Linked DNA regions of Homo sapiens: region 2 is linked to region 1. A link is a loop called in an ENCODE intact Hi-C map of the cell type or tissue named here. Cell type or tissue: PC-9. All regions are shown on one strand. Each heading gives the region's core, and the rest is flanking DNA. Links, peaks and the distances in the headings are about the cores only. Region 1 holds the start of LGALSL (galectin like). Region 2 has its middle 19 kb from the start of MIR4433B.

Region 1 (14,837 bases), core at 2,297-10,296:
TATATATAAATACACCCCCACCCCAGAACCCTGTCTTCCCTCACTACCTGATCAAAGCAATGCCAAGGGTCCCTCCCTCCAGGGCCAATGTAGCTTTTAAAGTCCAGAACCCAGGACTTTAAGCATCCCTTGCCTTGCGGTGACGTTTACAGTACTGCAACCTCCTGTTGGAGTCACCTGTTTGATCAGTTCCGTAAGTGCAGGGTAACACCTACAGCTTAATTGGAAGCATTCACTCTACTGGCTGGATTCAAAGACCTGGAGTCCTGGGAGTTAACCTTTCAGATAAACTAACTGGATCATTTCCTAATCTGGATCCTATCTAATCCTACTATCTCCTCAGAGCCAACACAGTAGGAAGCATCTTCTACTCTGAAGCTTCCAAAGGCATTACTTAGGGATATTGGTGAGGGTCACATAAGAAAAGTTATACAATGAGCTAACAGCTTAAGTTGATATAAATTACTTCCAAGTAAGTTATTCAGGGCCGTTTGCTTCTGCTTTACACTGCATTCCACAGTCATTTTCATATTATTCTTTTAAAAGTTTATACTATAGTCACTTTAAAAATTGTCTAAGCAATCACCTCTTTGTGTTTTTGATTAATAACAACTTAATGAGCTATTATATAAATCAAGAGAGAAATAATTAGTCTTAAGGAAGCCAATAATGTGCTAATTCCCAGTAAGGAGAAAAAGCAATGTAAATAGAATTTTACATAACCAACAATAACTTGGAAAGCAGTTTTATCAAAATGGTTTTGCAAAGGTTTCCCAAAAGCACTTACAGCAGTTTATATCAAGAGATCCTAAGTTTAGGGGTATGGAGAATCTCAATTCTTTAAAGCAGAAATTCACCTGTTTCATAATTGTAATATGTAATTTTCTCCCCTTGGACCTAAGATATTTATACATTCAAAAGTTTACAACTTGCTGTTCTTGAGACATTGTTCATTCTTTAATACATACATTGAGTATAAATAAATAACTACAAGAAAGCTTCAACAATCTGAATTAACATTATGCTGTGCAAAACAAAAACAAAAACAAAAACAAAAAACAAAAAAAAAGTCAAACCTTGAACAACCTACATTCTATGTAAATACCCTGACTAAAATATTGGTTGTGCTACACAATTCCACTTTAGTGCAGAAATGCATTGATTTCACTGTACCGTTGTTGTTGGCTTTTTAAGTGTCTTTAGCACTTCTGTTTCTAAGCATTGCCTTGCTTTGAAAAGATGAATAATTTGCTACCAAATCACAAATCATCACAAATCCATTTTAGTTTGGTCTGAATAAAATCCAGCATAAATGTATTATTTTATTCTGGGTATAATGGCTCGGTGTCTTTGTCCCAACAGCTTTCTTCTTAAGGGCAAACCACCCTTAAGTGAAACTTGCCATTTGTTTTTGTTTTCTTTTTAAGTCTCCAGATCTTGCTAGGACACTTCTTCCAGACCAACAGTCAGATAGTTGTGGCACGTGATCCTATTTGAAATAGAGGTGGTTTAAATCAGCCAAGCTTGGTGATCTGGAGGTCTCCATTTATCTTTATGGTGTCAATTGCAGATAACGTTTGAATGCGATGGTAAAAATCAAAAAGTTGGTGTCCATCCACAAACACTCGGAAACGTGGGTGCTCACAAAGAATTTCCACCTGGAAGAAACAAAATAATAATCCACAATTTCAATGAACGCTACTGGGGAAAACAAACAATACTTCATTTTAGAGAAAGAAAGGCAGTATCTTCAGTGGTTCACAAACATCAGAATGCATTGAGACCTGCAGAGGGCTTGTTAGAACACAGATTGTTGGGCTCTACCTCCAAAATTTCTGATTCCTGTGTAGAATGTAAGTGTAAAAGCTTTTTCCTCAAGTAATTTACCATAAAGTTCAATTACTGGTAGTGTGCTATGATGGGTTTATTAAAAGCATTGGCATTCACCATGTAAGGAGGCTCCATATGTGATACTAGTCACATTTATTTTATATTACTAAATTTTATCACCAAGAAGGGCCTATTTCACTTCAGTTTTGCTGTTGGGAGCATTATATTCCTCCTGGCAGTCAGAAGCTGTGGTTACTCACATTCATGAGCTATGCATTAAGGTTCATCACTAAGAAACTATCCTAGCCAAGAGGAGCCCAAGGGGACATCACCATTCTAGAGAAGGGGATGAGGAGAGATAATGGGTCAAGGGTGCCTTCCAGAGACTATAACTAGAAGTGCAACTATCTCAATTCTACCACCAATGCAAAAATCATGGATTCTTATTTTCCCCAGAATGTAAGAAGAGAAGTGAAAGAATTACTTCTTCATGAGGCACTTGAAAATTTCTAGATGAAGGGTAACCAGTTAAGTGTAGTTGTGTTTTATTGGGCTCACATGTAACATGGAGCTTTTAACTGAGTTGTCATTATTGTGATGTAATGTTAAGGTGTAATGACAATTCATCACTAGGTCTGACCCCTTTTTAACACCATTACTACTTGCATTTCCCTTTATTTTTTTTTTTTTTGACAGAGCCTTGCTCTGTCACCCAGGCTGGAGTGCAGTGATGCACACATAGCTCACTGCAGCCTTGAATTCCTGGGCTCAAGCAATCCTCCCGTCTCAGCCTCCCAAGTAGCTAGGACTACAGGTGTGTGACACCATGGCAGGCTAATTTTTTTTTTTTTAAAGGCAGGGTTTTTGCTGTGTTTCCTAGGCTGGTCTTGAACTCCTTTGCTCAAGCAATCCTCTTGCCTCAGCCTCCCAAAGTGGTGGGATTATAGGCACAAGCCACTGTGCCACTACCTGCATCTCTTATTTGGCATTGCCTTTCATAGAGGAAGGGGCTGCTAATGCTGCTTGATTGGATGAAAAGTTTGGATTGTGCTTCCTGCCCAGAAGATAGTGGGGAGCAAATCTTTATTCATCCAGCCCCAAGGGAAGGAATTTGTCAGCCACACAGCCTGTAACCATGAAATAGACTGAGGCTAATTAATCCAGAGGGGGAAACAAGGACACGAACATGGCCTCATTAGCAAAGGGAACAAGAGAAAATGAAATGATCATCATCATATTCTTTAAAATGTCATACAAATAAAAGAGCTACTTATTAGCTCTCAACCTTATTAATATTAATATTTAATAAGTGGGTACTTAGTATTGATTAATCAATCAGATATTTGGGGGTAGGTATCTACTATATGTTGGGTACTACATAGAAAAGTTACTTATTCTTAACAATTTGGACATGTAAATATGGGTCTATTTAAATGTATGACCTGAATAGAACTAAGAAGATACTATGGCAAGTGTTAATTTATATCAGCAAACAGAGCTCTTTTGATCTTTTTTTTTCACCATTGGGTGACAAATTTCCTGGACATGCAGAAATTCTGGCTGCTTCAAGTGTTCTTGGCACACACTAGGTAAGTCGAACATTATCAGCCTGCCAGTGGCTGGAGCCGAGGCACTCGAGGTACTCACCCTGAATGGCTGGTCTGGAATGAATGGAAAGTAAGGGATTGCTGACTGTTCTTCACCCCTCTCCCCAGATATACAAGAATTTCTGAGTAGCTGCCGATCTGTGAACACAGCTTTGAGTTCGATTGCCACATCGGCAGGAGGGTCTTCTGAGTCCCCACAGGTCAAGCTGATTGCAAAGCTGAAAAGAAAATCATCCCACTGATTAAGGGTTGGATATAAAAACATTTCAAAATGACCCAAGTGCTTATATTTCTTCTTCCTCCTCTGGGTTTGTCCATTTTTAAGAGGCCACTACTCTTCAAGAGAGGTTAGATTATGGAGAAGTAAGTCAAACCAGCTTATTTTGTTACCTAAAGCAAGCTCTGGTGAAAACTTTGGTGTTGAAAATGACTAAAATTAGAGAATTCCACTTCGGAATTCTCAAAAACAGCCACAGAAATTGACCAGGGGAAATAATGTTAAGTTGGGTTCTTATTCATCTTGATAGTTCTTGCTCCTGGCACCATGTTTCAAAACCATTAAAAAAAAAAAAAAAAATCCTCTGGCCTCCCTAAGGGTCAAAGAGAAAATGTGGGCCTATATTTATAATCTCTGATATAAATAGCTGTCTGGAGAAATGATGGCTGGGATTCATACATATTCGTTTCATGGGAACATGGTACTTTCTTGGCACTGGCAACTAGCAACACTGTCCACAAGGAGAGGAAGAGGAGTGCTAAACCACAACAGAAGTGGGCAGGGCTCAGCCACAGCCTGATAGTTCTGTCCTGACAAAGACTCTGCCTTACCTCTCTGGGTTGAGGTCTACGATGCCCATCACTAACACCTTCTTGCCTGGTCTCATGCCACCTTTAATGTGCCCACAAAATGGAACTATCTGAAAAGGGTGGGAGAAGAAAAATGAATTTTACAGCCTGTTAGGGAAAAGCCAAGACCTCAGACCCTGAAGGCCTGACCCACTGGAAAATGCAATAAACAAATGAATAAAATTTTAAAAAGCAATGAGAAAGGAGGAAGGTACAGGCAGAGACACAGAGCAAAATCATTTACCAGTCGTGGGAAGTACACGTCCGCTTGAACTGGAGAGCTCAAAGAGTTGTTTAAATGGCCATCATCTAGTTTCTAAAAATAGAAGTACACAGATTGGCTTTCCATGGGCTCTTTTTTGGGGGGCTGGAGGAAGAACCCACACAGATGTGGTGGAATCCAGCAGCCTTCCACATGCACACAGTGTCTGCAGATGATGCCTCTTCACCGTCTCTTAGATAATCTCATCACCCCCGAACAAAACCCATCCTTTCCACCCGGTAGTTAAGCCTCTGAAGATCCGCAGACCCTTCAGATCCAGATCAAAATCAAGGTCGAGGTCCACCGAAGAGCCAGAGCCCCACGCCGGAGGAGGGCAGGCCCCTCTCCAACCGTAAACGCTTCTGGAAGCGCGGTGGGCCAGGCCTGTCCTTCGGGACGTGACTGAAGTGCAGCGGCCGTGCTCAACTTCTCTCGGGAGCCCCGGGCGCCGACCCATTTCCAAGGGGGAATCCCCGGTACGTCGGGGGCGGTGGCGGGGCGCGCGCCCCGGACACACTCACCCACGCGCACACCTGGCTGGCGGTTGCACGGCACAGAGGGGGCTGTCGGGCGTCCCTACCCGCCATCCTCCCCAAACTCCCTCCCCAGCCCAGAGCCCCGCAGCCCGGGAGCCTCTCCAGCCCCTAACACCGGCCGCGCGCAGCCAGCGGCTGCTAACAGGTACCGGGCGCCTTCCCACGCGCCGGGCGCCGGCCGGGCCTGCGGCTGCTCAGCACCCCAGCACTGCTGGAGCAGGCGGCGGCGGAGTGCGGGACGGCGGGGAGGGGCGCCTCGCGCGCGCCCTGCCACACTCACCACCACGGCATCGCTGTCGGCCACTGATCCCGCCATCTTCTTGCCCGGCGCGGCGGGGTACGTGGGACGCGGCGCGCGGGCGGGGATCCCGGGGCTGTCCTGCGCGGGGCGGGGGCGGGGGCGCGGGTCCGAGCTGGCGGCGGGCGCGCGCACACACGAGGGGGCGCGCGCGCGCGCGCCCGGGGCCCGGCGCCGACCTGGCAGGCAGAGCCTGGGAGGAGGGGAGGGGAGGGAGGCAGCGCGAGCTGGGAGGGCGAAGGTGCTTGCCGCGGCCCAGAACGGCCCCGGACCCGGGCCGACGGGGCTGCTTGCTGCCGCTGCCGCTGCCGCTGCCCGACCAAGAAAAGTGGCGAGGGCCGTGCCGCGTCGGCCCTGGGCAGCATTTAAAGGCCTCCGGGGCCCGGCTCGGGAACCGGGAACAGGGCGGGGACCCGGCGGGGCTGCCGCGGCTTGCTCAGCGGGCCCTGCCCCTCGGCCATTGGACGGTGGCGGAGGCCGGGGCGGGAGGGACGGGCCTGTCCGGGTCCGGGAGGGCGGGGGCCCTGTCGGCTCTCACCGGCCAGAGGGTGGGCAGGGCCGGGGCTGGAGAAGTGAGGGCCCGAGCCGGTCAGGTGACAGGTGCTCGTGCCACCCGCGCCCCTCCCTCCAGCCTCCTTCCTCCTGCCACGTCCTGGGCGCTGGTGGGGCGATGGGAGGCGAGGTCGAGGGAAGATTGGGTGCTGGGGGTGGTATTCCAGAGTGGGAGACTTGGCAGGATTTCTTTCAGAGAATTCCAACAAAATCGGGGGAAGGATTCATTCTGCTCTCTAGGGCAGAAAGAGAATGGAAGGTCTGAAGGCTTGCAGAAATAAATGTGTGACCTGAAAGAACGAAGCAGAGAGGACTCAAGGTAGGGACCTTTCTATCCCAGGAGGCTAGATACAGAAAGGTCGCTCTTCCCTGTGGAAGGACAGGCAGGTCTAGGGGTCCCTGGACTCTCTCGAGCAGGAGTCAAAGCCTTACCAAATCAAAGTGGGCGCAGTCACTGTCCTCAGAGAGCCTCCATTGAGCCCTGTTTTTAACAAGTCACTTGCCCAGTCTGGGGTAGTCAGCTTCTCACTGAAAATCTCCTCATACCCTTTGTGGAGTACTTCCCAGGGGATACACACCTCTTTTATTCAAGCCAGAAATTCCTTTATGGCATTTCCACACTAGGACGATTATGTAACTTCTCAGATAAAGCTGTATCAACATATCCTCTATTAGGTGACATCCTTGGCTGAAACATTCCATTGCATGAATCACCGGGGCGTTCTATGCTAATAAGCAGGGAGCATGTGTGACCTACTGCAGTCCCAGAGGGCCCCTCAGAGGCTCCTTTTTTTTTTTTTTTTTTTTTTTTTAAATTGAGACGGAGTCTCCCTCTGTGGCCCAGGCTGGAGTGCAGTGGCGCGATCTCAGCTCACTGCAACCTTCGCCGCCCGGGGAGGCTTCTTTCTTCTAGTCACTGCAATTGGCTGTGTGGCCTAGAACATCAATGTGGCTTTTGTGTCTTAGTTTTCCCTTTATGGACCAGAGCTAATGATGGTAATCTCAGTTGAGCAGGGAGAATTACCTGCACACGCCTGTAAGCCTCACTCATATCCTCTGGAAGTGGTTCTTGAACTAGATAGAGGCTAAAGCGCAGTACGCTTGTGGCTGCAGCACACTTTGTTTACCAGTCTTAGCTCAAAATCACACTTTATTACTTTAAAATGTTAGGCACTTATAGGAAATGATTGACATTTGAAAGCATACTTTAGTATGTATCAATTTCTGAGAGTCTGGTATAGAGAAGAAGCATTAAAGTGCAGTAGTTCTTTATCATTAACTGAGTGACACAATAAGGGTGACACTACATGTGATGGTGGTTAAAGAGCCGGTGTCTCGCGTTCAAATCCTGGCTCTACTATTCACTAGCTGTGTGATCTTGGAAAAATTACTAAACTTCTCTGTGCCTTAGTTTCTTCATCTGTGACTCAGAGATGACAATGATGATAATAATGCCTATCTCAGGTTATTGGGAAGATTAAGTAAATACCTTCCTTAAAACAGTATTGGGGACATAGTAAGCACTTATTATACCAAAATACTGAGTGCCTGCTGTATACCAGGCACTGGGGATCCAGCAGGCTACTTTTTTGCTGAGCTTACATTCTAGTGGGCAAAGGAAATCAATAAACAAAATATGTCGGGTGACAAAAGTGTTAGGAAAAAGTAATAAGGCCAGGTGCGGTGGCTCATGCCTATAATCCCAGCAATATAGGAGGCTGAGGCAAGAGGATCACTTGAGGCCAAGAGTTTGAGACAGGCCTGGGCAACACAGAGAGACTCTGTCTCTACAAAAATAAAAAAAAAAATTAGCTGGGTGTGGTGGTGTGCACCTGTAGTCCCAGCTACTTGGGAGGCTGAGGTGGGAGGATCACTTGAAGCCAGGAGGTCAAGGCTGCAGTGAGCTGTGATCTCACCACTCTACTGCAGCTTGGGTGACAGAGTGAGAACCTGTCTCAATAATAATAAAAATAATTAAAAAGCCAGTAGAGAGAGAGATAGGAGGTAGGGTGATGCTATTTATACAGGATGGTCAGGGAAGCCACCTCTGGTAAAGTGACATTTGAGAAGACCCCTGAAGGAGGGGGGTGAGTCATGTGGACATCTGGAGGAAGAGTTTGCTGGCACAGGGAACTGCAAGGGCAAAGTCCCCAAGTACTGGGGCTGGGGGCAGTGACTGAGGAGATGTGTAGCTAGAAATGGATAGCCCTTCTACACTGTGGTTGAGGATTGGCTTTTACATGGGGAAATAGGAAGATATTAAAAGTTTCTGAGCAAAGGAGGGACATAGTTTGCCTTCTATTGTAGATTCATCCACATGCTGCTGTATGGAGTGGCCTTTGGAGAGAGGGTGGATGATAGGAGGGAGGGTAAAAATGGGACCTAGGAGATTCCTATAGCATTCCAAACAAGACGTGATGGTGGCCTTGACATGGTGGAAGTGGTGAAGATGTGAGAAGCCCTGGGCCCTTGATAAGTCCCAGCTGTTATCCTGCAGCTTGGAGAGTTCATATGGTCTTCTGAGCCTCAGTTTCCTCACTTGCAGAATTAAGGGGCAGAACTCATTCATCATTCCCTCTTAGCTCTTAGAAAGCTCTGGTTCATGAAAAGCTGTGTAAATACTATCTAAATTGAAATGGGTTTGAGAGTAGGTGCTGCTGAATGAAAATAATCTTGGGTTGAATCTTTTGATAAGTGCTTTTGTAGGGCGAAGAATAACCCTTTGATTTGTTTTGTAAGTGGAGTTTAAGATATTTGGATTGCTGGAGATGAGTTTCTTACATTTTAGGAATGTAAAGAATAGGAAGGTACTAAACGTGCTCAGAATGTTTTATCATGGAAAATTGCCTTTTATTCCAAAAGTGCTTGATTCCTTCTCAGTCTATAGAATGGTTTATTTTGAATATGAAGAGCAGAGAGAAAGCCTGAATGAGTTTTTTTGCTGTAACTAAAAGTTGAGCAGGGTCAAACTATCTCTTATGGGGAAAAGCCATTAGCAAACTAATGAATTATAGAGCTTAAAAAATTCTTTTTTGAGTTGTATAGCAAAGAATAGGCAAAATTTGCTCCATGCTTTGATTATAGGTATTTGTGTGTAAAAACATTAACCAAATTGGGACCCATTTATGAAATGCAGTAGTTAAATTTCAAGATGAACCATGTTACCACTGGAAACTACTAAAAACGTTAAAGAAGTGGGGAAGGCAGTCAAACAGATTATTAGCTTTGAAAAAAAGTACAAACAAATCTTTGAAGATGGGCTTTGCTAAATGATTTTTCCAGAAGAAAATAGTAGATTACTTCCTTTTTACCTTAACATTTTATATGTTTTGTTCAAATGTATGCACATGGAATTTCTAATATTGGGAGGAAGAATAAATATTGATGACAATTCAGCAACTATTTTATCAGTATTGCTACATGCCGTGGTACTATGGAGATAGGTGAAAATGCATGAGTCTCATCCTCAGGAAACTTACCGTCTACTCTGGGACATAATGGCAGGATGTATTAGTGGGTAAGATAATAAAGGCCTCAGACCCACAGCCTGAGCACTGATGTGGGGAGATTCACTCCCATTTGGAGGATTAAGGCCACTTTCTGAAGGAGGTGGCATATCCCTAAGCATATGCATAGCAGCAACTGCTGCAGAACTACAACAACAAGTCTTCGAAGACCACACTGCAGCTCTGTTTGTGGCCTGAATTCTAATCCCACTCTTCTCTCTGGTGTGGCAACCAGCTGAACTGAACCCCTGCTCCCAGAGGCTGCCTTTCGTCTGTGCCTTGGTCCAGAGAGGCACGTGCCTCCATCCCTTCCACCATGCCTGCCATCTGAGGCCTCCTATGGGCCATGATCCCAAGGCCCAACTTGAACTTACAGACCACTCATTTTCTATCGGTGTGTATATACACATTTTCTAAAGCAGGGTTTCTCCTCACAGTAGTGACATTTTAGGCTAGGAAACCCTTTTTTGTGGGGGGCTGTCTGATGTGTTAGAAGACGTTGAGCACTAGATGCAAATAGCACTTCCCCCTCCTAGTGTGACAACCAAAAATGTCTTTAGATATTGACAAATGCCCCTCTTGGAAGGGAAGGCACAAATTGTCCCCAGTTGAGGCTCAGGATACACTACCCCAAAATGTAACTGTAGGAGGCTAGAATATGGCACCCCAAAATATACTTCTTTGGCATATTTTGAGCTGATTATTCTAAGAAACTGCAGCTGGAAAAGCTGTCCTTTTGTAAAAGAAATGTATATCTATAAAGGAAATCTAATACAGTATCTGCATCATGAAGAGGGCTGCTCCAGACAACTTTTATTTTCTGGGTGACTTTATCTACATAACAAGATGACCTTTATTCACCATACGTTCGTACTTTCACCCTCCCACAACTTACGTTGCCACCATCCTCTTGAAGCCCTAAGCCCTATTCCTTTCTGTAGCTCAGGATACTATATGAGCTCCAACCATCTGACCCTTTGGAGTCTCATAATGTGTGGGACTCCCGTGTGTATGTATGTAATTAAAATGTTTTCCTCCTGTTAACCTGTCTTATGTCAAATTAATTCATAGTCCAGCCAAGGAACCTACAAGGGTAGAGGGAAGCCAGTTTTCACCCTGTAACAACCAATGATCTAGAAGGTTCCTTAAGATTCCTATTATCCATATTTATGTATATGATATGAAATTTTTTCCAGTCAAATCTAGATTTGATACATGCACATCAGAAACACCTTCCTTTTTATTTGGCAAGTCATTGCTTCCTGATTACCTAGGAGCACTTTGCAAATGATTCCACAAAGAACCTCTAAACTGAAGGATGACCCATGAGGGACCCTGTGGGTGTAGCTGCCAGATCAAAATGTCTTTGTAATATTGAGAGATTTGTGTGCATTGTGCATTCTGTTCCATAATATTGCCATGTTTATTTTGATGTGGACATAATGTGCTCCCCACGCCTTTACCTATAGTACAGCATCCCAAATGTTTATCTTGTTTACCCTGCAGCTTTGACTCCCTCCTCACCCCAGCTCTCAAAGGATGGTGGTATTCCACTTTGAGGAATAAGACACTGCACAGTGTTACAGGTCCATTCAAGCTTTCAGTTCTGCATAATTGCTTTTTCAGGCCAGTCCGCTCATGATCAATATTCATGTAGGCAGCAAAATACACAAACTCAGCATCCTTTTGTTTACCTACTTAGGTAGGAGGGCAAACATTTATCAGGCTGTATTTCTATATTTCACAATGTGATTATGGTTCTTAATTATTTTAGGAACTATGGTCATGGTTATCAAATAATTATTTTAGACACACACAAATGTGTGTTGTACCAAAGTAATTAGGGGACAGCCATAAAACTTGGCAGTCAATGCCAGTTCCAACATTTCACTTATTTTTGGTTTATTTATGAGGAGACTAGAATGAGCCTTCTGCTTGTGTTTTAATTACTTAGTGCAGAAAGGATTGATTTCAGAAAATCTCCAGCTTAAGAAGAGAATAATGAACGCATTCCCAGGAGGAGCTCAAGGCTTCAAAGGTATGCTCTGCTTCAAGCCCCGGGGAATGTCACCGTGGACCCTTTACGTGTCTGAGAAGTCCTCCCTAGAACAGAAAGCCTGGCCAATGGAGAAGTGGAATGCGCGCTGTCCAGGGAAACAGAACCCTTGCTTCCAGCATTTGGAACTGACAGTGTGAATGAGATATTTTAACACTCTTTCCAGTGGAGCTTTTTGTGTATAAAGAGTCAACCATGTGCTTCTGAGCCTTCTCTCCAGCCTCACCTTTGGCAATTCCAACAGGCGGGTCTGTGGTCAGCCAATCTTTTACCCATCAGGAATGTGACAGGCCTGTGTGGCGGTGCTCCAGGCCTAATTATGCTCTCTCATTATGCTTGTCATTTCTGTTTTCATTTGCTCGTTTATAGTTCTCCTCTTTACCGCCTCTGTGATTTTATTTTCTTGTTGTCAAGTGGCATAAAGGGCTTCTTAGTTTTGTAGTTTCATGGAAACTTGCCTGGCTTGGCTGGGTGGAAGAAGACCAAGATTTGGATTTAGCAGTCATTTGGAAATCCTGACTAATGGGGAGGAAAACCCAGGAGGCATGTTGCCAGGTGGTCATTTGATTTTTGGAGGAAACATATTTGGATGACACAGATTTCTGGATTTTTTCAAAGGTGAACTACACAGAGTATGGGTTAACAGCACAGCTTCTGAGCAAACCACCAACCAGAAGAGACCTGGGAATTTAAACCTGGCATCCAAATTTGATTGCCCAAGGTGACTGAGAGAAAGCATACTTCATTTATTTATTCAAGAACAATTTATTGAGCTATGCTCTGTTTTAGTTGCCATTATGATAATTTTTAGTTTTTTTAAAAGAGCAAAAACGACCACATGCATTACTTGCACTTAAAATACTTGCCCTCCTCTTAGATACATATTTCCTAAGGATATCTCTGCTAGCCTCATATCATAGATTCCTCCCCTGCACAATGCCTCTTCCATGTGACATATTCAGAGTGGATGTAGGAGCTCCCTTGCCAACATGGCAACAGAGCCCAGAAAATCAAAATGAAATGCTTTCAATTCAGGGGCTCGTTGCATCCCACCTCCATTTAGGTAATATGATTTCCATCTAAATCCAGTTTTTCTGGTACATGTTGATTTCAGGCCTGAATTGTTCAAATGATTATCCCATAGAGAAAGATTAAGAGTTGAAGAAAATGTTTTAAACCGAAGAAGAAATTCACATTGACAGTCTACATTGATTCAACTCAGCACATTTCATTCATTCACATTATTGGCCTTTGTTGGTTCAGTGCTTCTCTGAAACCTGATAATTAGTTCAAACTGTATAAATTCAGGAGGCTTTGGGCTGGCACGACTTTTTAAAAGATTGCCGTGTGTGTGTGTGTGTGTGTGTGTGTGTGTGTGTGTGAAGGTGGGGTAAAATGGAGAGGGGAAATTTCAGCTTTTTAAATTTTAATTTTAATTGTTATGTATTATTTGCACATTTTTATGGGGGTTCATGTGATATTTTGTTACAGGCATAGAATGTGTAATGATCAAGTCAAGGTCTTTAGGGTATCCATCACCTCGAGTATTTATCATTTCTGTGTGTTGGGAACATCTCAAGTTCTCTTTTTTCGCTATTTTGAAATATAGAATACATTATTGCTAACTATAGTCACCCAACTCTACTATTGAACATTAGAACTTATTCCTTCTATCTAACTGTATGTTCGTACCTGTTAACCAATCCCTCTTCATCCCCTGCCTCCCTCACACCCTTCTCAGCCTCTGGTAACAATCCTTCTACTTTCTACCTCCATGAAATCAACTCTTTTAGCTCCCACATATGAGTGAAAATATGTGATATTTGTCATTCTGTGCCTGTCTTATTTCACTTAACATAACGATCTCCAGTTCCATTTATGTTGCTGGAAATGATATGATTCAACTGTTTTTTGTGGCCAAGTAGTATTTCATTGTGTTTATATACCACATTTTCTTTATCCATTCATCCATTGATGGACACTTAGGTTGCTTCATGTCTTTGCTATTGTGTATAGTGCAGCAATAAGCATAGGAGTGCAGGTATCTCTTTGATATACTGATTTCCTTTCCTTTGGATAAATACCTAGAAGTGGGATTACTGGATTTTATGGTAGTTCTATTTGCAGAGTTTTTTTTTTTTTTTTTTTTGAGAACTCTCCATACTGTTTTCCATAATGTCTGTACTAACTTACATTCCCACCAACAGTGTATAAGAGTTCCCTTTTCTCCAAAACCTTGCCAGCATTTGTCATTTCTTTCTTTTTAGTAATAGCTATTCTAACTGGGGTAAGATGATACCTCCTTGTGGTTTTGATTTGCATTTTCCTGATGATGAGTGATGTTGAACATTTTTTCATATACCTGTTGGCCATTCATATGTCTTCTTTTGAGAAATGTCTATTCATGTCCTTTGCCCACTTTTTAATGGGATTTGTATTTTTTGTTTGTTTATTTTATTTTGTTTTGTTTTGTTTTTGCTGAGGTTTCAGCTTTTCCTAAAAGCCAATCCTCATTTTAATTACCAGGAATAAACAAAAGTAACTTGGGGAGAGAACACAAAGCAGCTGTCTGGGCTTGATTTTGATCCCATCAGTGTAATGCCAGGGAAAACTCCATCGTGAGGAAGAGAAGAACCTCATATCTTTTTTCTTTTTTTGAGATGACTCAGGCAGAGATACAAATATTAAATTTCTACCCTGTGGTGCTTTCTCACTTTCTCTGCTAACAGGTGTTCTCCTTGACAGTAAGGTGGAATCTTCCCACATGCAACAGATCCCAGCCAGTTCTGCCCACCTAGTGCATCTATCACTTAATAATACAAAATGGCTTGTTTCCATAGTAACCCGCTCTTCTCACCTGGACAGGTTGGCCCTTGTCATTCCTGGCCCTTCAGACACCTCCCCACTCCTTCCAGTAGATCTGGGCTTCCTCCATCCTCCTGAGCAGGTTCTTCCTCTATAGCCTGTCTTTTGTAGGCTAGATTTACTGAGTAGATCCTCACCCAGCCTGAAAGAGAAAATTAAGATCCAATAAACACATACCATTTCTATATGATCCTTCTTTGGAAGCAGGAGTAGGTAAGTTCCTGTCTTTCAGGAGGCCACTGTGCCTCCTTTTCTCTTTTAGTTATTGTTGACTGACTGGTGCTATAGCGAGGACGGACAGAAAAATGAGTGTCATCTCATTTCAAGCCAAGGTGATATAGCTAACAATTATTCTGGATAAGTTAAAACTAAGGGTTGGCACTAGATGATTTATATAGATTATCCCATGCCAGGTGATATATTAATAGAAATGAGAAGGAATAAGCTTCAGAGAAAAGAGGATGGGCAGAATTGCTGAT
Region 2 (14,837 bases), core at 3,644-11,643, 94 kb after region 1:
AGCACTTGAAGATTTTCAAAGCACTCAGCAACACTTAGTCCTACAACTGCGTGAGTCAAGCAGATAGTGTATTATCTTCGTCTCTAAGGACAACTCAAGCCTGGGGTCAAAATGCCACTCTTTCTGCTCTAACCCTCTGCCCAGCATAAAGTTCCTGTTGCATTCATCAGTGAGGAGGTAGCACTCTTTCCTCAGTTACGCACAAGTTCAAGTGAATGAGTAGATAAAACACCCCTGAAGCTATGTGCAGGAAAGAAGAAGCCCGGTAGGATGTGACTAAAGAAATAAATTAGTGTTTTGACTTCTTCAGAAGAAAGATGCTCCCTTTTACCAAGAAGGTGTTGAAAACAAAGTTATGCAGGAGCAAAACCAGCCCACTTCTTCGTGGGCCTGGCTTCTGACTGGGTCACAGAAAATTCAGTGAATCTGTGCTTTGGAAGTCACACTTTAGCTTCTTCACTCTAGTCCCCCATGCCATGGAGGATGTCCCTGATATGTGATAGTCTAGCCACTGCTGGCCACTTCCAGGCAAGGGTCTCTCACTCCCTCACAAAGCAGCCATGTGAAGGAGGGCCAGCCTAAGACCAGGGGCCCCTCTTTATACCTCCCACCTGTAGTCTTAACTTTTGTCTTCTGTATCAGTACAGAGAAAGTAAATTCCCTTTCCATGTGACAGATCTATCAGGTGACTGCTACATCCTCCTAAGTTGTTTCTGTTTCAGTCCAAACAACTTCAGTTCCTTCCACCAAGCCATACAGGACATGACCTCTACACCCCTTAGCATCCCAGTTGTGTTCCTCTGGACATGTTTTGGTTGGTGTCCATCTACGGCGGACACTGTTCATTGGCTAACTCAGCAGACATTTGCAATTCTTTTGCTGTGGCTACTCCCAATGTAAAGCATGAAAAACAAAACGCTGCCTTTCTCAATCTTCCCTATAACTAGGGGTGGCCATGTGACCCAGTTCTAGCCAATCATACATAAACAGAGACCTAGTGAAGGGCTTATAAGGAAGTTTTTGCCTTTTTAATTGTAGTGATAGATGCTACTAGCATAGTCCCTTCACCTTTTCTTGCCCCCTTGGAAGGGCATCTGATGCCTGGAACTGGGGTAGTCATCTTATCACCATGAGGGAGAGGCCAAAAATATCTCAGAGACTCAGGCAATGAAACTGTTGAAATGAGAATTGCCACCACCAACTGCCTTCTTCCAGACTTTCAGTGTGATGAGAAGATCAAACCTGCATTTATTTAAGACATTGTAAATCAAGTATCCTGTTATTTACAGCTGAGATCAATTAAATCTGATAGAGCTTAAAATATTGCATTTAGAACTGAGCATGATTGTCCAGATTTGGCAGGACTATTGTGATATGTGTTTGAGCTATTGTTTACCTTGTGCCACCCTAAGACCAACATTTTGGCAGCTTCACATGGTTGACTTCCATCCTTATAAGTAACAACAACAGTTTAAAAATTACCATTTATTGGGGTCTTATTATTTGCCACATATTATTCATTTATTTAACAAATATTTATTAATGCCAAATCCTCTGCTGAGAATACAGTAGTAGTAAATAAAATAGACACATTTCTGCCCTCAGAGTCTCATGTGATTATTTTTAATCTGAATAATATTTCAAGCTATATAATATCATTGCCATTTTTATATTATTCGGATATTGAGTATGTATCCACATAAAGCCTCTAACTTCTTTACACTTAAACTTCTGTGGAAATAGATGTCTCAATTCTGAATTTAACTGTAGGTACAGGGTTTCATTTAATTAATTAAATGATTTTAAAACTTTGTGAAACAATCTCAAATGTACAGAATGTTTGTAAGAGCAGCATTGTTTTACCCTGAAACAAATGAGCACGTTTGCCACATAATGCCCCATGACCCCTGAATACTTTATTGTGTATTTCCTACAAAAAAGAATATTCTTTGACATAACCACAAACCACCATTGAAATCTATTCATTAAGACTGATATATCACTACAGATATGGTTTGACTCTGTGTGCCCACCCAAATCTCATCTGAATTGTAATCCCCACATGTCAAGGGAGGGACCTGGTGGGAGGTGATTGGATTATGGGGGCAGTTTCCCACATATTGTTCTCATGATAGTGAGGGAGTTCTCATGAGATCCGATGGTGTGAAAGTGTTGCACTTCCCTCCTCTCTCTCACCTGTTCCCTGCTCTGCCATTGTGAAGATGTGCTTGCTTACCCTTCGCCTTCCACCATGATTGTAAGTTTCCTGAGGCCTCCCAGTCATGCTTCCTGTTAAGCCTGCAGAACTGTTATTCAACTAAACCTCTCTTCTTCATAAATTACCCAGTATCAGGTAGTTCTTTATAGCAGTGTAAGAACAGACTAATACAATTACCATTCTAATTCTTAGACAAATTCAAGTTGTGCAATAGTCCCAAATATGTTAAAGTAAAAGGATTGAGGCCAGGATCATACATCACACTTAACAGGCAATTCTCCTTAGTCTTCTTCGGTTAGTCTGAAACAGTTCTTCCAACTTTTCCTTGATTTTCAGAACCTTGATGGTTTTGGAAATCGCAAGCCACCCATTTTGTAGAATTTGTAGTCTCACCTTTCCACACAAATAGTCACATCGCAACAATCCTCCTGTGCTCTTGGCGTTGATTTTACCAGGTGCCACGTGATTTCTATTTGTCCCATGACTGGTGATGTTTACTTTGGTCACTTGATTATGGTGGTGTCTGCCAGTTTCTCCACTGTAAATTATTATTTTCCCTTTTGTAATTAAGTATTTTGTGGGGAAATACATTGAGATTATGTAAATGCCCTGTTTTTCATTGAACATTCAATTTATTAATATTCATTTTTTATCAGTATGGGCTCAAAGATTCCTGTCATAGTAAATAGACTAGAATCCATTATTATCACTATTTTGATGCTCAAATTGTCCTGAACACAGCCAGTGGGAGCTCCTTAAAGCTGGCTGCTGTGTCCTTTTGACATGTTCCTGTCATTCTTTGAGTACTACCTGGCTCACAGCCACAAGGTATTCCGAGCTCATATATCTCCGCTCCAGCCCTAGAATTGGCTATTTTTCCAAGGTGCCTGATTCCTCTTAGTGGAACGTGATATTTCCAAACCATGGTCTGGGTCTATCTGAGCCCTGCCTCCTATCCTACTAAGCTGTGCTCAGACCCCCAGTATGATACTGGAACAGGCTGAGCCCTGGCTATGAGCTTGGCAGAGTCCCCAGATCAGGGTACACCTGAAAGTGAGCAGGTCTGGCCCCTCCTGTGCTACAGGTGAAGCCTGGGGATGTGGGGTGGGCCCCATCCGTGGAACCAAACTGGCTCTAAATTATCTACCGAGCCCCAAGCCCTCAGAAGGACCCACAGGAGGTCTGCCCAGCCAAGGGCTTCAGAGTTAAGCTCGAGGAGCTCCAACAACACAAGGCAAACTCTTAATTGCTGCTTCCTGCAAACAACTGAGGAGGGAAGTTGCAAAGAGAAAACTCAGGGGTAAAGGAGCAGGGAGAATCTGTCTGAGATATGCAGTGACAGCCTCCACCACATCAGACTGAAGCCAGTGCAGGCCATTTGCCCCAGGAGGCACTTTCTGCAAACTTTGCTTAAGCTCCCCTCTGTGCTGAGGAATGCCCCCAGCTGGGATGCTTAGTTCCAGCTCACAGCCTGGCAGAAGAAGATGCAATGCTACAAGCGAAGAGAAATATTTCATAGAAAAGCAAGGGGGCGTTGGAGCCAGGCCTGATGATGAGCTCCACCTGCCATTTCCTGAGGCTGCAGCCAGGGCAGGGTGGGGCTAGAGGGGATCTTTTCAGGTTAGTCCTTGCTCACCTCCTGTGACTCTATCTCCTCAAGAGCAAGCTTCATGAGAGATGGTCTTGCTGGACACTATAGGAGGAAAAGAAGGAAGACAGGAAGATCAGGAAGGAAGACCAGGCTGAAGGGACGGGCAAACCACCCTTGACAGCTCTGCCCAGTATGACTGGGGTGGCTGTCCATCTGAGAATAAGAACTCAAAAGGCACATGGATGTTATTTCTCAATGGCAGTGACAGTCTGTGGGTCTCTGATCCTATCAGACTGTCCTCAGACAGAGAAGGAGGAGGTGAAAGGGGAAAAATACTGCCTTGTAAGAATGGGCAAAGACAAAAGTACTTCTAGGCAGGAGGTGAGAGAAGCAAGGTTGGCAGGGCAGAGGCTATCCTATAGTGAGTCTTGCATGCCTTAGGAAAAGGTGCCCATTCTGGGTACGGAGCCCAACGATCAAGAGGTGCTTCTGTGCAAACTTTAAACGGATGCAGTCCCATACCAGAATACACACTGTGGCAAGTGAGCTGTAGCTGAATTTCAGCCTCCACTCATCCCCTCAGCAGGGCATATTTGTGCAGGGTACAACCAACACCACTGTCCATGGTAGCCTTGAGGGTTGACTGAATTTTTACTGAGGGAATATAAATTTGTTGCTTTTCCCGAGTGGAAAAAAATATACACTAAGAACTCTATATTCCCTGCTGAAGATTTTCTCAGCCTACTTTGAGGCCTGAGCTTGGCTGTGGGGAGAAGTACCAGTGGAAGTTCTGACAGTGGGAGGAGGAATTGTATGTTTCCCATACAAGGACTGTCCCGTACTGACAGGAGGAAGCACATTCCTGGTTCATGATGGGTGAACACCCATGAATGGAGAATGGACGCCAGCAAAGACCATGCCTGGCATCGCACAGGGAGGGAGAATTGCCACAGCTTTGGGAATGAGGAAGAAGGCAGGAGACGGCATCCCTGCAGGGCCAAGGAAGAGACTCCCTCTTCCCAAAGGTAGAACAGCTGTTTCCCTGGGACGAGGCTGTGGAGGGAGGCACCTGCATTCCCCAGGCAGCAGGTCACTCTTTCTGTGCAGGTGTGGAGGAGAGAGTGGAGATGACTCAAGCAGGGGAGTGGCTCATTGCTGTTAGGCAGGTCTCAAGGCCCTGGGGTGCTTCACTTTCCTTCTCGCAGCCCCACCACTTTTTCTGTGACCTGAGCTTGTGCTTAGCTCTGTCAGGCTGCCAGTCAGTTCTTACTCAACCAGGAAAATCCATGAACCCCAGAGTCTGGCTGTACAACACCTGCCTAACCAGCAGGCCTGGACTGAGGTCAATGCACAGAAGAGAAAATACAAGTGTGTGTGTGTGTGTGTGTGTGCATGTGTGTGTCGAAACACGTATATGTATAGGGAGTGAATGGAATGTCCATGGAGAAAGAGACCTATTTTCTGTGGGTATTCTCCTGAAATCATCCTTACTTTAGCTCTGGGGGGCACAGCTCTTGGATGAGGTAACCCTGTGGAAATCACGACCTACTCTCACCTGAGTCTGCTGTGGTTTAAAGGAGCAGGAGTAACTGAAGGAAGAAAGGGCTCATATTCAGTGGCTGTCCTAGGTATGGGGTGAGGGCTCTTCAGGGGGACTAGAGGGGTCAGACTGTCAGTGAGGGGGCTGCAAGGCTGTGGCCTCAGGTCTAGCTCCATTGAGGGACAGAAGGCCCAAGAGGACCTGCTCCTCATCACTCAGCCTGTTCCTTCCCCCAAACGTCCTCCCTCCCCTTTTACCTACCCTTAGGAGCCAGCGCATTCCCCCTCCTCTGTTCCTCCTTCCTCACTAATTCTAGCCTCTCCTGTGCTTGTGATGCAGGAATGAGCAAGGGCTGAGGGCTGCAGTCCTGTCTCTGGGAGTGAGGACCACTGCTCACCCTTTCATGCTGACTGCCATCCAAGGCGCTGAGCGTAGTAGGCTTTCCCCTGGGGGCAGTGAGAGCCAGCTGTTTCCCTGCCCTATGGAATCGCTTCCTCTTCCTTCAGTGGTTCTTTGATCCAGTGAAGGCCCCCAGAGTCTCAGGCTGGCATGGTGCATAGTCAGTTCAAGTCAATTCAGTCTCTTTGAAGATGTCCGTGGAACTTCACAGCCACACTACATTAAGTCTGCTTCCAGGAGCTGACCCTGAGATAAGGGTTTGTGCACATGTGGTTATGAAGGCTGTGCTCCCACGAAAATCGCAAGGGAATGTGGACAGTGGAACAGAAAAGGAAAGCAAGGGGCTACCTCAGGTGAAGTCAGCAGCAGCCTGGCCCCTGAGGAGCTCTGGAGTAGAAATGACACCTTAGAGTTTGTTCCACCTTGAGGCAAGCGAGCTGAGTGTCATATGGTTATCAATCATTGGCTGCAGGTGGCCTCGAGGGTTCATACATTCCCAGCCTGTCTGCTCCTGAAGGGTGAAAGTGGCTCTGTTAGCTTGAGGACAGGACTGTTAGGGAGCCACAGGGGCAGGTTGTTCCCAGCAAAGCTCCCACAGCTGGCGGGGGTGGGCTGTGGGGAGGGTTTTGAGTGGATCTGGCCGGGGCACTGACAGAGTGTGTGGACGCGAAGGGCAGCTACAGCATCTCCCTTGGAAATCAGCCGGCGTGGGCTGGGGCTGGCAGCAGATGACAAAGGGCTCTGAAACTGTGGCAGGGAGGATCTGTCAGAGTGGGGAGATTGGGTAGTTTAGAGATCATTATGGGCATCCCCTATAAGACTTCTCAATATCAAGCTTTAAGTGGAACCAACAGATTTGCATGGCAAAGTTCAAGGTGTTGTTTTCCAGAATCATCACATTTCTCCTTCCCACTCTGTTCCTTCGCCTTCCTCTTATCATCAGGCTTTTTCATTCTACGGAATTCCTGTGTCACCTGCTGTTTGGACCACTCTCTGGCTGCTCACAGTGCCTTGACGTCCTCACAGGGTTAGTTCCTGATGGTTGTTATGCACGCAGCTGTGGAGATGAACTTGGATTTGATGCTCAGCTCAACCACTTACTGTGTATCTTGAGCAAGTTACTTAACTCTGGTAAGCCTCACTTTGCTCTGTAAAATATCATAATAGGAGGACCTACTTCACATGTAGTGTGAGAATTAAAATAGATAATTCACGTTAAGTGCATAGCAAGGTATCCAGCATGGTTTGCGCTCAATAAATGTCAGCTGTTGTTTCCAAATAATTGTCGTTATTCTTGTGTGCAGACAAGGTTTCCACACATATCTTGGTTCTGTCTGAGGGCAGGCACCAGATACGGTACCATATGCACTTAAGTAGGTGTTCATATGTGCATGGGGTTTACACACAGAAAAATCTGGGCAAGGAGAGAAGCCCATAGGTTCAGGACCCCTCAATCAGCAAAGCCTAGGATATCCACATTCCTCATGCTGGAGCTACCGCCCTGATATCAGAGCACAACATACACAGAGACAAGTGCCCCCTGGTGCCATCCTGCCTTTTTTACTATGCCAGCACCAACAGCCTGATGAGGGAGGCTCCCCTGCCTGAGGGAGAAATGTTCTCCAGGAGGAAATATAAGGCTTGGCAGGAGAAGGCAGTGGAAAGGAGGCTGGAGATCAGGCCATCAGGGAGGGCAGGGAGCAAGGCTCCCACGTGTTCTGCTTTGCCTGGGACAGCTGTGAGCCAAGTCTCAGGCTAGTCAGAGAACAAGCAGGTTCGACTCTGCGTTTCCAGGCCAGCCCATGCTGACTCAAACGTTACTCAGTCCTGGGCGGGGTCACCTAGCTCTCTCTGAGTCTGCCTTATTAGAGCCTTAGCAGTCCCCAGACTGGCTTCCCTGTTTAAAGCCCATGCTTGTCACTCTTTCCACTGCCACAGAGAATGGGGCTGAGTGTGCACGGCACTGGCTACCCGCTCCATGGGCTGCTGCCTCTGCCAAAGGGAAGATAAGACTTCCCTTCATCCACAGCTGCTGCCAGTGAGACACACTCAGGTAGGGGTGGCGCCCAGCCTCAGAGAGTGCTTTCAGAGTGCCAGGGAGAAGAAGGAGGCAACACCGCATGCATCTTGCTGCAAATAAACAGAATCCACCCTGGAGAAAGGGATGAAACAGGGGGTTGTGTGAGTAGTCCAAGGTGGGCAGGAAGTGGGCGTGTTGGTAGCAGGCAGCTGAGCTCTCTGAGGGCATTCTGGCCATTTTGCATAAGCATCACAAAACCTAGGAAACGTATGGTCAGTCAACCAGGAAAAGCCGAGAAAAAATGAGACACAGCTGCTTGTCAGATGTTACACACATGCTCAGTGTGAGAAGCCCTGCCAGTGACACACACACTCATATATGCACACACACACTCAGGCACACGCACTTGCATGTGGCATCAATGTCCATGTTGGAAGATGAAGGATGGCCACTAATAATACTCCCCTTTACCTTCCAAGTTTTCAGAAAACCAAATAATTTGTAGTCTTGTTCTACATGCACAGGCTGGTCTAACCTAGACAACCCCATTCCAGGTCTTTGTGGCAGAATGATGTTAGAACTCACCCTCTCAAGGCCTTCTAGGAACAGTGGGAAGTTAAAACTGTGGGGAAGACAGTGGGAGGTAGATGAGTCAAACCTTTTGTGGTCATGGACAACTTTAAGAATCTGATTAAAATTGAGGGGTTCTCTCTCTTTAGAGAAATGTGCATAGAGTGTATTTGTACAATACTGACATGTGACTCCAGGGGGTCATGGATCTCCCTCCCCAAGAGCCATGTATGAGTCCCTGGTTAAAACACCCCATTGTGAAGGATTCCGAATAGGAACTGAGCTAAACAAAGGCAAAGCACCAATGATGCTGGCGTCTCCAGCCACCACCCCCAGAGTCCCCATCTAAGGGATGTCATCCTGAGACTCAGAGAGTGACAGATGACAATGTCAAACCAGTGACACATCTCAAAGAGAAACCATCCATAATGCTTTCTCAGAACCACCCATTAGGTTCCAGACCTTCCAGTGTTCAGGGTACCACATTCCTAGGCCAGTAGGAGAGCAGGTGTGGAATGGCTGGATGAAACACCTTGAGGTGACAGTCCCCCCACCATCACAAATAGGAAACCAGCCTATTGTGGGGAGTTTCCCTGCCTTGTTGGAGGAGGCAGCAGCAGAACAATGGGAGTGTGGAGAAGAATCCCACACGGAGTGCCCTGTATGGGAAACTTGGAGACAAGCTCAGAATGAACTGTGATGCAGAGTGCACACTGACATGCCACTGCAGGTGCATCTCAGAAGGTGAACTCAAGGGCACGGGGACTGGGGCAACTGTCTACTTCACCTTGCTTCATGTTCATCCATTCACTGAGCTATCATTTATTGAGCTCCTGTGATGTACTAGACACTGGAGAAACAGACGCAATGACATGGCCCCAGTCCTCAAAGAACTCACAGTCTATCAGGGGAAACACAGCCCTACACTGCACATGATGAGGCAGTGCCATCTGATGAGTGCAAGCCCAAGCTTCTCTCTGAAGCTGAAATTATACTGCTGGAAATCGGCATGTGTTGAAGAAAAAAACCTTGTGCAGTTTGTGCCAGCATAGTCCAGAGTAGGACTCTCAATCTTGGCTGGGTATTAGAATCACCTGGGAGGTTTTGTTAACCTATCAATGACCAGACCATGCCCCAGATGAAGTAAATCAGAGTTTCTGGGTAAGGTCTCAGTCATCAACATTTTTTAAAGCCCTCCAGGTGATTCCAACATGTAGCACAATTGAGAACCTCTGGCCAGAGCTTCACATTCTCCTCTTGTGTGTACTATTATCCCAGTGTTCCCTGAATGGAAGCATTCATGATTGAGGAGTTTAGGACCTTAGGGAACAGCCAGGATGGGGTTGGACTCGTGAGTAAATTGACTTAAGCAAAAAGAGCTTTCAAACATTGTTTTATGTTCATGTAACTCAGTGACCAGTCCACTACTGACATCTTCAATTTCTCCAGGCTTGATTGATGCCATGAACACAGAGAGGGATCATGGTTTGTCTTGCTTACATCTAAGGCCCAGAATCAACTCTTCTGGATTGAATGACGGTTAATGATCTCTTTCCTTCAGGCGGAACTTTCTTTCCATCCCTACCTGAAAGGGTATAACCTGGTCCCATAGTCCCAGCAGAACAGTCATCATAATTTAGGGAGCATTTCCCAGCATTCCAGGAAATATGTAGGATGTGGACGTTTGTTGGTGTTGAGGTGCAGAAGGCAGTGATTCAAAATATCACAGAACCAGTAGGAAAAGGCAGTTCAGTAGGAATTCGCTCAGGGAAAATGACACACAGCTGCCTGTCAGGATACTGTACACATAGAACTCCAGGTGCCACACACACACACACACACACACACACACACACACACACAGAGAGAGAGAGATTTTATCAGCAGGCAGCATCATCCAGAACAAAGGCAGCAAGAATAAATTCCTTTAATTCCCAAATGCTCAGAAATGCCTATCGGCCCTTGGTTTGGATGGGTTAAACTTGGAGATTCATGAGACATTGAACTGAGAGAAGCCACATAGAGTTGTATGAGCCAGTCTTGCGCTGGAAAGGTCTGGGTTGGTGAGTGACATTTGGGAGTCAACAGCATAAAGAGGGTGTTTCAATCCCCAGACAAGGATGAGGTGCCTCAGGTAGAAGAGACTAAGGAGGGCAGAGGCTGGAACCAAATCCTGGACTGCTTGGGCTATTAAAAGCTGGGTAGAGGAGACTGGGCAGACATGGTGGTGAAGGAGAAGGGACACCTGGAGAGGGGTTGGCCCAGGAGGCAAGCAGGGGTCCAGGAGGAGGGAATGGGCAGGGGGAGAAGACTAGGACAAAAACATGACCACTGGATTTGGCAACAGGGCAGTCACTCGGGCTTGAACAGGGCTATTTCAGTGGTGTGGTGAAGGCAGAGGCTACGGCAGTGAACAGGGGACTCATTCTAGAAATGTTGAGTGTGGTGGGAGCAGAGGAGTGCAGCTGCAGCTGGGGGACATGTGAAAAGGGGAATTTTTAGTGTGTATTTTTATGCAGATGGGAATAATTCTGAGGTCAGGGAGAGGGAACAAGGCAGTAGAAAGGAGAAAAAGGGGGTATCCCAAGGAGTTCAGTCCCTGGGAAGATGGGGAATCTTTCCAGAGGAGGGAGGATCTGGCTTTGATGAAACAGGTATTTAGTTACAGTTCATGTGCTGAAGGACAGAAGTAAAGGTTATTCTACTTAGCTGGGAGGGAGAATACTTCTTGTTCTTTTCCCCCAGGTGGTCTGTGCTTGGCGGGTACTGGAGAAGTCTCCAACAGCAAGATTCCTGTCAGTGGAACATAGGCAATTTATACTCCCCTGCCCTGAGCTAATCAGAATTTCAAAAGGCATATTTAGACGTACTGTATCATATCTGAAACAGTTATGGGTGAGTGTGGGTGGTTTACCACTATCTAGGTCACATGTATTAAAATATAGAAATCTGAGCTCTCTTTAATCCATAAGATGAAAGTAAATATTACCAGACAGCAACAAGAGTACAAAAGAATGTTCTGTCTGTGTGGCCTCAAAAACAGAGTTTTAGAAAAAGTACAGCAAGAGTCCCAAACAGCATGAAGAAAACCAAAATAACACTCCTCTACTCTGTTTCTAACTCATGAAGTAGTGATCTAGTCTTTATCCCACGAACTGAAGGAAGAGCCAGTCACCCTCAAGAAAGCAAGTGACTATGACTTGTGAAAATTCTTACAAAGAGTGTTGCATGGACATAGTTACTGGATTATATTTCTGGAAATGAACTACTCGTGGCGAAATCAGTCTTCCAGAGAAAAATTTATTCAGATTTTTATAACCTTGTATTTCTTCTCAAAAATTGAGGAGGAGATATCCAATGAAACAGGAAAAAATATGCAGAGAAGGACATTGTTTTAGTTGATTCTTGAGTGCCCATAAGTGAAGTAGGGGCTAATATGCATTGATCAAATGAAAGAGGGGAGAGACTTCCATGAGCATGAGGAAAATGAGGAAAGCGTTCGGCGTCTTGCCCTGCTGGAAAGTGCTTGGCATCTTGCCTTTCTAGTGCCCTCAGTACCGAGTCCAACCTGCACCACACCTTTCCTCCATGTGAATTTCCTTCAACATCTACACATTTGATCACAGGCTGTCTTTCCAGAGCTCTTGAGACATTTCCTGTTCTCTGAACTTTGGCTCCCACCCTTTCCCTCTCCTCCTTAAATTCTCCCCCTTAGTCCCCATGACAATCATCACTTTCCTGAACACATTAATTAATGCTACTTGAACCAAACAGAAAAATGTATCCACTCTAGGCTAGGTAAGCAATGACATGCTGCTCTAGGGTGGGACCACGAGCTCTGTTTGGTTTGTCTTTGCCCGATCATTTCCTCATCCTCCTAAGTTCAAATCAGACAGATGGCCCAGAAAGTGCAATGGGCAAGTGGTCTGCTTCCCTTGGCCATTATCTCCAGGATGTGCTGTGGCACCGGGAAGTTCACACACCATGAGAGATTTCAGTGACATTTCCAGGGCCCTGTGGAGGGTGGGAATAAGTGGAGAAGTCTGGAAAGTGCCCTTGGCTGAGGCCAGAAGGAGTTGGGAGCTTGCCTGCAAGCCCGAGAAGGTGACTCACTGGGAAACAACCTTATAGATGAGTGATGAGTAGGGATGTGGCCAGGAGTGGCGTGAGGAAAAGATGCCTTTGACACATTCTAAAGCTAAGGTGGCAGGGTGGTTCAGCATTTCTCCCCAGCTTGCCTTGTGCTCTCTCCCAGTCCAGCTTCTGCTCCCGCTCCAGCTCCGGGCCCTGTGGGACCAGCCCTCAGAAGGGAGCTCCTCCCTCCCACTCTCCCGCTGATCTCCTCAACCATAACCAAGAGAGTGAAGGAAATCAACTGCTATCTTGTTGTACGTGGTGACCACAAAAACAAAGAGTTGTGCTTGTGGTTTGGAATGTCATCTCAGTTGTGAGGATGCGTGTAATCCTGAGTATGCAGAAGTTTGCTTGTGGTTGAAGGTGGGACAGATTACAGACTTCGTCATGTGTTTCTAGGAAACACTGATACCCTTTCCTTGGGGATTATTATTAGACCAAAGATGTCACAGGGGGAAAACCTCAACCACACTGATGGCCTCAGATCCATGCCCTGTTAGCTTGGCTCTGGGGTATCCAACTGCACCCACACTGGACACTATGCCAGTCTGCAAGATTGGGGGGCTGCCTCTGCCTGTGCACGCTGTGGTACCCAAGTATGACCACACTGCTCAGTGCTCAGTACCAGCTAGTCTCTTCCAGAAAGAGGTGGATGGGTCCAATCTAACTTATAAAACCTATTTCAATACTATTTTTAAAGAAGTTCCATTACCAAGAAACTACTAAAAGTTATTACCTATTTGCAGGGTGGTGGGCATAAAGCTGGGAGAAAGGGTTCTCAATATTTACTTTTGTAATATTTGTTTATTAAGATTTTAATTTTAGTTTTTTGTGTACTGAGTGTTTATATTTATGAGGTACATTAGATGTTTTGATACAGATGTGCAATGCATAATACTCACATCATGTAAAATGGGGTATCCATCCCCTCAAGCATTTATCCTTTGTGTTACAAACAATCCAATTATACTCTTTCACTTATTTTAAGATGTACAGTTAAATTATTATTGACTATCATCACCCTGTTGTGCTATCAAATAGTAGGTCTAATTCATTCTTTCTATTTTTTTTGTACCCGATCACTATCTCCACCTTTTCCTTATTATTACCAGTGAGTTTTGTACGTTCAGATGATTTCTTAGTAGTCATTAATGTCATTTTCTTTCTGACTGAAGTACTCTCTTTAGCATTTCTCTTTTTTTTTTCTTTTGAGACGGAGTCTTGCTCTGTCGCCCAGGCTGGAGTGCAGTGGCGAGATCTCGGCTCACTGCAAGCTCCGCCTCCCGGGTTCACGCCATTCTCCTGCGTCAGTCTCCCGAGTAGCTGGGACTACAGGCGCCCACCACCACGCTCGGCTAATTTTTTGTATTTTTAGTAGAGACGGGGTTTCACTGCGGTCTTCATCTCCTGACCTCGTGATCCGCCCGCCTCGGCCTCCCAAAGTGCTGAGATTACAGGCGTGAACCACTGCACCCGGCCTCTCTTTAGCATTTCTTATAGGACAGGTCTGGTGTTGATGGAATCCCTTAGCTTTTGTTTTTCTGGGAAAGCCTTTATTTCTCCTTTATATTTGAAGGATATTTTCACTGGATATACTATTCTAGGGTAAAAGTTATTTCCCTTCAGCACTTTAAATACCTCATGCCACTCTCAGTAAGGTTTCCACTGAAAAGTCTGATGTCAGATGTATTGCAGCTCCATTTTATGTTATTTGTTTATATTTTTTTCTTGCTGCTTTTAGGATTCTTTCTTTATTCTTGACCTTTGGGAGTTCAATTATTAAAAATGTCTTGAGGTAGTCTTCTTTGGATTAAATCTGCTTGATGTTCTATAACCTTCTTGTACTTAGATATTGGTATCTTTCTGTAGGTTTGGGAATTTCTTTGTTATTATCCCTTTGAATAAATTTTCTACCCCCATCTCTTTCTCCACCTCTTCTTTGAGGCAAATAACTCTTACAGTTGCCCCCTTTGAGGCTATTTTCCAGATTCTATAGGTGTGCTTTATTATTTTTTATTTTTTTCCTTTGTCTCCTCTGACTGTGTATTTTCAAATAGCCTGTCTTCAAGCTCACCAATTCTTTCTTCTACTTGATCAATTCTGCTATTAAAAGACTCTGATGTAGTCTTCAGTATGCCAATTGCATTTTTCAGCTCCAGAACTTCTACTTGATTCTTTTTGGTTACTTCAATTTCTTTGTGAAATGTATCTGATAGAATTCTGAATTCCTTCTCTGTGTTATCTTGAATTTTTTTGAGTTTTCTCAACACAGCTCTTTTGAATTCTCTGTCTGAAAGGTCACACATCTCTGTTTCTCCAGGATTGGTCTCTGGTGCCTTATTTAGTTCCTTTGGTGAGGTCTTGT

What was found. A loop is a pair of places that touch in the nucleus more often than their neighbours do. Peaks named below come from ENCODE experiments on the same cell type or tissue, not always from the same donor. Only the 100,000 strongest peaks of a DNase experiment are listed, where the experiment ranks them.
Region 2: it touches region 1 in a loop (8-fold over the local background); 7 of 110 quality-filtered maps call a loop at or near these places.

The regions. Positions count from the first base shown.
Region 1 is chr2:64,445,106-64,459,942 of GRCh38, reverse strand. It overlaps LGALSL (galectin like), which reads right to left and starts at 5,781. Exons shown (of 5, transcript NM_014181.3): 1 at 5,362-5,781; 2 at 4,528-4,599; 3 at 4,266-4,354; 4 at 3,478-3,655; 5 at 1-1,658. The coding sequence starts at 5,397. The coding sequence ends at 1,515. It overlaps LGALSL-DT (LGALSL divergent transcript), which reads left to right and starts at 5,065. Exons shown (of 3, transcript XR_002959392.2): 1 at 5,065-5,418. It overlaps LOC124907775 (a long non-coding RNA gene), which reads left to right and starts at 14,485. Exons shown (of 2, transcript XR_007086338.1): 1 at 14,485-14,571. RefSeq lists silencers at 5,135-5,434, 5,525-5,594, 5,605-6,024. In PC-9, for the core only: no CTCF peak of the experiment used is centred there; DNase peaks (open chromatin) are centred at 5,252, 5,912 and 6,612; H3K4me3 peaks cover 3,579 bases; H3K27ac peaks cover 2,542 bases.
Region 2 is chr2:64,352,922-64,367,758 of GRCh38, reverse strand. No RefSeq gene overlaps it. Among named protein-coding and RNA genes, the nearest start is that of MIR4433B, 19 kb to the right of the region's middle. RefSeq lists an enhancer at 3,716-3,855. In PC-9, for the core only: CTCF peaks have their summits at 3,799 and 7,258 (motif pointing left); DNase peaks (open chromatin) are centred at 4,948 and 7,558; H3K4me3 peaks cover 430 bases; H3K27ac peaks cover 5,432 bases.